Linked DNA regions of Homo sapiens: region 2 is linked to region 1. A link is a contact called in ENCODE Hi-C data. All regions are on one chromosome and are shown on one strand. The core of a region is the stretch at or near the end of the contact, and the rest is flanking DNA. Distances in the headings are between cores, read along the strand shown. Region 1 holds the start of ASNSD1 (asparagine synthetase domain containing 1). Region 2 holds the start of COL3A1 (collagen type III alpha 1 chain).

Region 1 (4,537 bases), core at 1,410-3,909:
ATTTAAAAAAAGAATCTAGACACTTGCAATTTTAAAAGATGCTGAAATACTATACATTTTATTAAAGTATGATTAAATCTTATATATACTTCTTATAACTTTAATATATAGTTAACATAAATAAACCTCCCACATATTATTCAGAATTCCTATAATAACTCACCCTATTCTTCTTAAGGTTAGAAAGTTCATCCACCACAATTTTTTGTTCTTTAATCTATTGAAATAAAGAAAAACTCCTTAAGTCAGATGTTTTCAAAGTATGCTCAATGAAAATCCCTTAAGGGGTTGTTTTAAAATTAGAGATGGGATAAGGGGCTATGATGTACTGGTTTTCCAAACGGGCAGTTTGTGAATATACAGATCATTTTCAACAGGAGTCTCTGTGTGGGGGTACAGTTCAGGAAAAGCTGGAGGAGAAAAAACAGTGATTAGACTTGCAAAATGTTAGGTAACCCATTAAGACCAGACAGGGATTTTCGTGTTCATAACCAGCAATCATGCCAAGGACTACAGTTACTAAACAAGGTTTATACCTTTTGTTAAAAATATATGATATACACCAGGCCGGGTGCGGTGGCTCATGCCTGTAATCCCAGCACTTCGGGAGGCCAAGGCGGGCGGATCACCTGAAGTCGGGAGTTCGAGACCAGCCTGACCAACATGCAGACACCCCATCTCTACTAAAAATACAAAATTAGCCAAGCGTAGTGGCACATGCCTGTAATCCCAGCTATTCGGGAGGCTGAGGCAGGAGAACTGCTTGAACCCGGGAGGCGGAGGCTGCAGTGAGCCAAGATTGCACCACTGCACTCTAGCCTGGGCAACAAGAGTGAAACTCCGTCTCAAAAAAATAAATAAATAAATAATTTAAAAAATATATATATATGATATACACCAAAAGGAATTAAGTTGTGATTTAGATTGAAAATTAAGTTGTGATTTAGATTTAAAAAAAAGCAAATTGAATGAGGGGTGGGTTACTTTTTTCAATATTTTCATGATTTTATGTACTAAGTGCTGCAGTCAAACATTCAAATCAAGCAATGCCCTATTTGGGGACAGTAAGACCTATCATGTTCCATCTTGGTATTTTTCCCTCTTTTTATCTCAATGACTAGCATAGAGCTGGCACTGTTGAACTGGGCTTTTTTTTTTTTTTTTTTTTTGAAACAGGGTCTTGCTCTGTTACCCAGGCTGGAGTGCAGTGGTGCGATCACGGCTCACTGCAGCTTTGATCTTCCCGGGCTCAGGCGATTCTCACACCTTAGCCTCCGAGTAGCTGGGACTACAGGCCTGGGCCACCATGCTGGCCTGGGCTTCATTTATTTGTAGGGGAGGGCTCAACTAAGTGAAAACTAAGTTTCTTTTTAACTCTATTTATTTTGTGAACATGACTGATTACATAGTATCACAAGAGCCTCTAAAAGCAGCTTTTATCATATTTGTGCTACCTCACACACACCTCAGGGATCTGTAACCACCAGTATGCGTAAGTGGCTTGCTATGGTGGTAATCAGAATGGGCTGTGTGTCTTTTGAAAATTCACCCCCAATCCCCATGAATGTGCACCTTTCTGTCTCCCCCGTTGGCAGAGCTGTAGTAATGAGGTTGAATTCCAAGGCCAAATTTGTAAACATTCTTTGAGACTTAACATTTATACAGGGCTTTCCCATTTTAGGAATGACAGGTGTACATTTCACTTTACTTCAAAGAAGGTAACTGATACAGAAAGATTAAAGAGACTTGCCCAAGATGTCATTGTAAGTTTGGGACAGAACCAAAGTAGAATCTAGGACATGTAATACCTGAAGGGCTATAACCCTCGCCACCCCCATTTATCTTTAAAGGTTGTTTGTTTATGGCAGTTAAGGCTTATATTATATTGGCTTCCTCTCTCCCCCAGTTTGGTATGAGTGACAACCCAATGCGTGTTTTAGGACCATTGCTCTGGTTAACGGAGAAGCAGCAGCTAACAGGTGGATGAGGAGAGACCGCTTAGGAAGGCCTTGCCGGGGGCAGGGGTCCCGATAGCAGATGACGGTGGCTTATTTGGGGTGGTAAGAGTGTTCACGGTGATAAAGGGACATATTTGAAATGAGCTTCAAAGGTAGAACTGATAGGCTTCCATGATGGGGGTCAAGGATGGACCCCGGGTTGCTGGCATGGTTAACTGGATGGAGAATATCTTTGATGGAACAGATTTGGGGTGGGCGGTATTTCCAAAAGTTTAAAAAGACTAGGGAGGAAAACACCCAACCAAAACTCCGCCCCACTGTCACCTGGGTCCAGTCTCGGGACAAATTTCAAGATCTCCCTTTTCGCAACTGTTTTCAGAAAATAAAAGGACTAACTGTGGCTGTCAAGTGCTATGAATAAAAAGAGCAAAGTAGCAGGGCAAAGCCGAGGCCCAGGCAGGCCCCACGCTGCCCGCTGCGGACCACCTTCAGGGTCCAGTGGCGCCCGGTCCCGAGTCCAGGAGCCTTTTCGTCGCGTCTCACACTCACCTTGCTGCTTAGATCCTCCTTGTGTGGGGTCGAATTGTCGGTGGGGATCAGCACAGAGCTGTCCTCTGGTCGCGTCCCTCGGCTGGGCATTTCCACCGAGCGCAAGACACGCGGGATGGCTCAGCCCTGAAGGAGCCTACGGCATTAGCCACAGCGCATGCGCGCTTCCAGCCGCGCTCACCCTTTCTTTTCCCGCGAGTCTTACCAATAGCGTCTGCGCGCTCACTTGAACGCATGCGCAGGCCGGGTCTGGCCTGGGGAGGAGTTTCGCGCCTGCGCATGGCTGCTTAGGGAGCGAGTAAACAGTCTGGTTGCAAAATCTGAGGTTCCTGTACTGGCCTCTTGTGGTTGAGATGCAGAAACGCTCAGGTGGTTTCTTCATGACCTCTTATCTAGTATACTACGAGTTCTGTGCGCCCTCCAGTGGTAAATATGAAGAATAGTCGTGCAATAGAAACAGCGCTTAATATGATATTTATTATCTAGGGAAAGATGAAGCTAAGGAACAGATTTAAGAGATACCGTGTTGGCAAAAGAACTGTACAGACTTGGTAAAGTTTTGGTTAACTCGTGGTTAGGGTTGCCGGATAAAATACAGTATGAACTTCAGATGAATTAATAGTTTTTTAGTGCATCTATGTCCCGTGCAATATTTGCAATATCTCATTTCTGTGGAAAAAATGACTAAAACTTGGAAATAGGCAAAAGAGATTTATTTACTGGATGCTCTTTCAGTGCTGCTCTGGACTTGACTTTATTATATTGACTGGGCTGTTTTACAATTCTGTAGGGGCAAAGGTTAACTTTGGTAGAGATTTTGGTTTGGTAGAGATGCAAATAATTTTTTGTTGTACCAGATACCAACACAGGTTATGATTTATTGTTCTGCAACACATTAGTCAGTTTTGTATCTAACCCTGCATTCTGTCCTAACATTTCTTTATTAACATATGCCTAGCTTCTCTAATATTCTGTATTGGTTTTAAAGTCATCGGTTCCCTCACTAACCAATGAGTTGAATAAAAGTTTGACATGTATATATTTTATGTTCACATTAGAGACATGATTTTAGGTTTTTGATAATTATACTATATTATTGGAAATCTTAAGTTTCCACAGAGATGCCCAACTGGATTTATGTGATGAATCAAACTATCTGGCGAAAGAAATGTATACATCATGGGTTGTTTAAGGCCAGGCATGTTTTTTATTTGCTCTTACAGAAAACCCAAGTGGTTATATATTTTTCCTTTATAATTGATTTTTAAAGATTGTGTTTTCATTTCTGATTTGTACATTCCTGATAAGTTATTCAGGTATAACTTATACATTACTGATACATTGATAGCAGCAATGATTGGGAGTTTGGTTTTGTGGTCTAACCATTTGGTGGTATCTGTTGGATGATGGACGTCTAGTCTCATTGGTAGAGAGGTAGATAGGTGCAGTGGCTCAAACCTGTAATCGCAACCACTCGGGGCTGAGGTGGGAGGATTACTTGAGGCCAGGGGTTCAAATAAATAAATAAGAGAGGTGACAGAGAAGCGAGTTTGTAAGTCTTTTTGTTTATTGTTTGTGAGCTCAAATTAATTAATTACTTTTGTGTCCACTGAGAGGGAAGGAGGACAGCTATTTGAGATGTGGGCTAGTAAGGTTTTGTTTGTTTGTTTTAACATAAAGGCCGCTCAAGCAGAAGAACTGGTGAATTTTTGTGGTTTTGTGTTTACTTTTGACCTGAGATTGAAGTTGTAAGACAGAAGCAATAACCTCTTTATGTGTCTGTGTGTCTGTAACTTAGAACAGGCTTTATGTCTCCCTTTGTAAATATGAAATATTTCCCTACTTCTGGAGTGTATTAATAAATCCCACTATAGTATCTCTAATTAAAGGGCCTCTGTTCTGACTAGTTTATAGAGAAAAATAAGCACTGGTATAATCCCAATATTTTTAAAAGCCCAGAATTTCCAATACTTTAAATGTGCCAGATTTTTAAGGAAAAAAGTTCTTACAAAACTGCTAGCTTAGAAACA
Region 2 (4,537 bases), core at 1,118-3,617, 690 kb after region 1:
AGACGACCAAAATTCTTTTTGAGGACTTGTTTGTATCCAGAAAATGCCTGTGAGTGAACTAGAAGTGAGTGTTCATTAGAGCTGTGCCGTCTCTGAAGTTATGAGGGCATATATAAGAAACCCCACCCCAGAACTTTATGACAGCTCTCAGTGTGCTGTATATTCAGATACCTCCTGTAACTTTTCCAAAGCTTATCTAATAGCAGAATTTCCTTGTAAAACCCACAGGGAACATAAGATGTACTGTCTTAAGTCACTTCAACTTTACTTTTACTCATGACAAAAAAAATAGGCTGAACAGTTCTCTTTCAACTCTTTTTGAGCTTAAGAACACACAAACACATATCAGCAAAATTTTATACTTATTGATTATTTTTTGCATCTAAAGAGAAAGAGGGAAATAAACAGAACTTAATGTGATGTCAAGGTACTGTAAGTGGCAAACACCCCCCCACTAAAGTTGGATTGGGAAGAAAAATAGCCACAGTGCTTATAAAAAGCTTGCAACCACGAGGCAACTACAAATATGTTGCAATTTTTTGAGCTAAAACCCCTAAGTTTGTAGTCTTTTCAATAAATGGTTGGTGGGGGATAGTAGTCATTTGGTATCCTAAAAAAGGACTGTGAGTTGTAGCATCTCCTGGGAAGAGCAGGATAGGGAGGAAAAGGGGAGAGGAATGAGAAAGGAAGAAGGATTGAGAGTTCAGGGGAAAGAAAGGGTGAGGAGGCAAGGAGAGAGAGAACTAAAAAAAAGAAATGGAGGCATAAGGAGGCCACATGGGGAGTAGGGAGGGAGTAACAGGCAGGGAAGACAGAGGAGGAGAGAGGAGTAGATATGGGCTTGCCTAGGAAGGGGTGGGGTGATGAGTGAAGAGAAGTCTAAAGGAGCCAAAAGGGGTGGAGAGAGATAAGGAGGAGGGCAAAGCGAAGGAGAGGAGGGGTAAGGAGGAGAGGAAATTAAGGGAACAAGGAAAATGGGTGTTTCTTTTCTTTTGTGTCCATGGGCTGAATATAACTGAAGACATTTCATTGTATATCTACCCCTCCCCTCATACACACATTTACATGTATTAGCTATGAGGACAACAAATACATTTGATATTACAAACAAAAACCAAATTTTCATGCAGTGTCCTTTGCAAAATCTATATGTTTAAATGTAACCATGTTTAGTTATGTGCAATAAAAATTGTCTAATAATTTCTCCTAGCTATCTTTACATTTAGCACTTAAATATTTATTTCTATGGAAGTTTGTATTCCAATTTGTTCAGCATTTTCATGACTATGGTAAATAAAAGAATATTTTCACATAAATAATGAGACAAATGTGTTTTTAGGGGAAATTAGAATATGAAAAACATTACATGCAATTATTAGAAAATATAGCAAAACAGCTTTCTGAAGTCAAACAGTACTAGTATCTTTACCTTGTTTGCAGCAAAGTCAAACCTCCTGTTGAAACATTTTAAAAAATATTTTCTTCATTAATGCGAATGTGGTTAAAACGTAGAATATGTGGAAAATATTAGTCCCTTAATATCAAGCTACTAGAAAAGATGAATTAATCAATCATTCTTGAAACAAAATAAAAACAGGAATAATAAAATATTTTAGCAGTTTGATCCCTTTGAAGAATGTTTATAGGTATCTTGTAGCCATTTTACAGAAATATATTCAATGATTCTGATAATGCGTAGAATCTTCCTTTAGACTGTTCTTAATCCATGATATTTGAAAGGCATTCTTATTCAGAAAACAATGCTCAATATTCTAACCTTACAAAGAATCCAGCAGACAAAGAGGAACATAAAATTATTGCAAGAGACCAATAACTTCCAGACTGCCTGGGGAAGTATTCCAAGATGTTAACAATCCAGGAGGGAAAAATTTTAAAGCCATTTTTAAAAGTTTCCAGTGCCTTTAACATGAAAACAAGTTAGTACAAGAACATCTTATCTTAACCACAGAACTCTTAAAAACACACATAACGCGATTATTTTTCAAGTAATGTAAAAAGCACAGCCATGGTCAGTTCAACGTTTCACAATCTGGAGCTTATAGAGGAAATTATCTTGAATCAGGCAACTGATTTTCCCCTTTACACCCCTCTTTGTGAGGAGAAGAAAGACAAAAATCCCATAAAGTTTCTTGAAATCAGTACCTACTCACCTTCCTGTTGTGCCAAAATAATAGTGGGATGAAGCAGAGCGAGAAGTAGCCAGCTCCCCTTTTGCACAAAGCTCATCATGTCTAAATATCAGACATGAGACTCTTTGTGCAAAAAGGAGAAAAGAAAAGCAGTTCAAAGTAGCACCATCAAGTTGTTCCCTGCCCTTCAGCACCGGGCCCGTCATAAAACTCAGCCACTGAGATTCCTTTGCTTTGGCCTTAAATAGGAAAAAGTTTGGCTTCCCTCACTTTCCAGCCCCTTTCTGAAATATGAGAGCCGCACCCATCCCCTCAGCAGTAAAAGAAATGATAAATATTTCTTTTTCCCTTATAGAAGACACAACCCACAGTAAGAAAAAGAGCACATCTGGAGTTTGTATGCATCTGCTTATGTAAAAGTTTTTTTACATATTTCACTCTTACATATATGTTTGTATAACTTAGGAACGTATAGAAATGCTCTGCCTTGTTTTAATACATACAATGTAAATGCATACATTTTTATTTCCCCTTATGAAGTTAACAACTGCATAATTTTGAAAAACTGCTTGATGCCCATTTATCTAGTATGTCTAATTTACAGAACTGATCTTCCTAGAAGATTTTTATGTTGGGATTTTGCCAGAAGTAATCCTAACTCAATTTAAATAGGAGACTGTAAGAGACTCACGGAAAGAAATGCCACCGTATGCCCCTTCGACTCATCCACCCACCCTGGGTCCTAGAAGTTAAGTTTCAGGCAAATATCAAAAGACAAAGTATTTCAGCAATGTTTGAATGGCTTCCTAAAAGTTAGATACTTATCTATAGCTGTTTCCATTTCTCACAAATTTCTTTAGCAAGCCAGAGTGCTTTCTTGTGAGATTTCCAATTTTTATGCTGCCTGGGAAAGACAGAGCAGATTTTTCTAGAGAAAAATTCAGCCTTTTCATGACATAACTTTTTAGGAAACTGGAAGAGAAAGAGTTTATCACATAGAATAGCAAAAGAGTACCAGAGAAAGTGGTCATTTTTTCTGCATTACTCTAAAGATTAGTATAAATATTTCTAATTTAGACTTTTATGTGTATACTTTCCAGATCCTCATCCACAAAACTTTCCAATGTATTTCTGGATCTATCTAAGCAGTAATTTTTGTGTCATATTTGAAAGAGGGGCAAATACCATTTATAGGTCTTTGATAAATCTCTGCAGGAAAAATATGCTTGTCCACAGTATAAGGCTATATCTGGCAATGGAGATATCTCTTTACACCCTAATCATCAGTTCATAGTTAGTTCATCTATCTCTATAATCTACGGTGGACATTTCAATTCTAATCAAGGTCACTTGAACTAATTTTCTTCACCTTCACCTAAACATGTCCGTCTCTATGCCTGTGCACATAAAATTCTCCCCATTTCACACCAATTAATGGAAGTCACTTCCTTATGCCTCAATGCAAAACTTTCCTCCTTAAGTAAATTACCTCCTTTAAACTAATTTTCATCTTTCTCTTTCTTCTAATTTGTGTTACTAAATTTTCACTCAACTCATGTCATATGTATATTCCCAGGTGTACATGAATCCTGTAAGCATGGACAGTGGCAAACTTGCTTTCTTGTTTCTTGCATCTTTTTTTTTTTTTTTTTTGCGACGGGGTCGCCCTCTCTCGCCCAGGCTAGACTGCAGTGGCGCAATCTCGGCTCACGGCAAGCTCCGCCTCCCGGGTTCACGCCATTCTCCTGCCTCAGCCTCCCGAGTAGCTGGGACTACAGGCGCCCGCCACTACGCCTGGTTAATTTTTTGTATTTTTAGTAGAGACGGGGTTTCACCGTGTTAGTCAGGATGGTCTTGATGTCCTGACCTCGTGATCCGCCCGCCTCGGCCTCCCAAGCTTTCTTATATCTTCAGTCACAAGGACACAAACCAAGACATCTCAATGTAGATGACATCATTTGATGACAGGAAAGGAAAACTAGAACGAGACCAACCTCTTGTGTATCTTTATTTTAGATTGGAGAGTCACTGCTTGGGGGCGTGGGAGAAAAGTAACTGTTGAGAATGGTCATGAATATAAGCTTTTCTACTGGATCACAGTAGAGATGCTGGGGAAAGGCTGTTATATGCATCTTTCTGTCTTTCAGACATCTTTGTCCTGTACACAAAAAATATTTCCTGTGTTCAAACCAATTCAGAAACATAGTTTTTCTCATGATGTCTTTGTATCTACGTAGAATTCATATATCTATATTAGATTTCTCTCATTGTTTTAGGTGGTCTATAAAAGCTGAAATTTATTGAATTTCTTCATTAGATTTATTTTCCACTGTGAAAAATTAGAAATGTTATTTTTAAAATAATGCTTGTTATGCTTTATTTTAGGC

The links. A loop is a pair of places that touch in the nucleus more often than their neighbours do. Pooled maps may share reads with other maps.
Region 2: a loop to region 1 is called in a pooled map, with 2.5 times the contacts of the local background. The contact joins the promoter of COL3A1 here to the promoter of ASNSD1 in region 1. A Hi-C loop is called at or near these places in 1 of 168 maps with a recorded cell type or tissue (heart right ventricle) and 5 of 50 pooled maps.

Annotation. Positions count from the first base shown.
Region 1 is chr2:189,659,581-189,664,117 of GRCh38, reverse strand. ASNSD1 (asparagine synthetase domain containing 1) reads right to left here and starts at 2,659. Exons shown (of 6, transcript NM_019048.4): 1 at 2,508-2,659; 2 at 164-217. ASDURF (ASNSD1 upstream open reading frame) reads right to left here and starts at 2,659. Exons shown (of 4, transcript NM_001353493.2): 1 at 2,508-2,659; 2 at 164-217. The coding sequence starts at 2,597. RefSeq lists an enhancer at 2,412-2,601.
Region 2 is chr2:188,972,203-188,976,739 of GRCh38, reverse strand. COL3A1 (collagen type III alpha 1 chain) reads right to left here and starts at 2,367. Exons shown (of 51, transcript NM_000090.4): 1 at 2,172-2,367. The coding sequence starts at 2,250. All of the region lies in intron 1 of LOC105373791 (a long non-coding RNA gene), which reads left to right.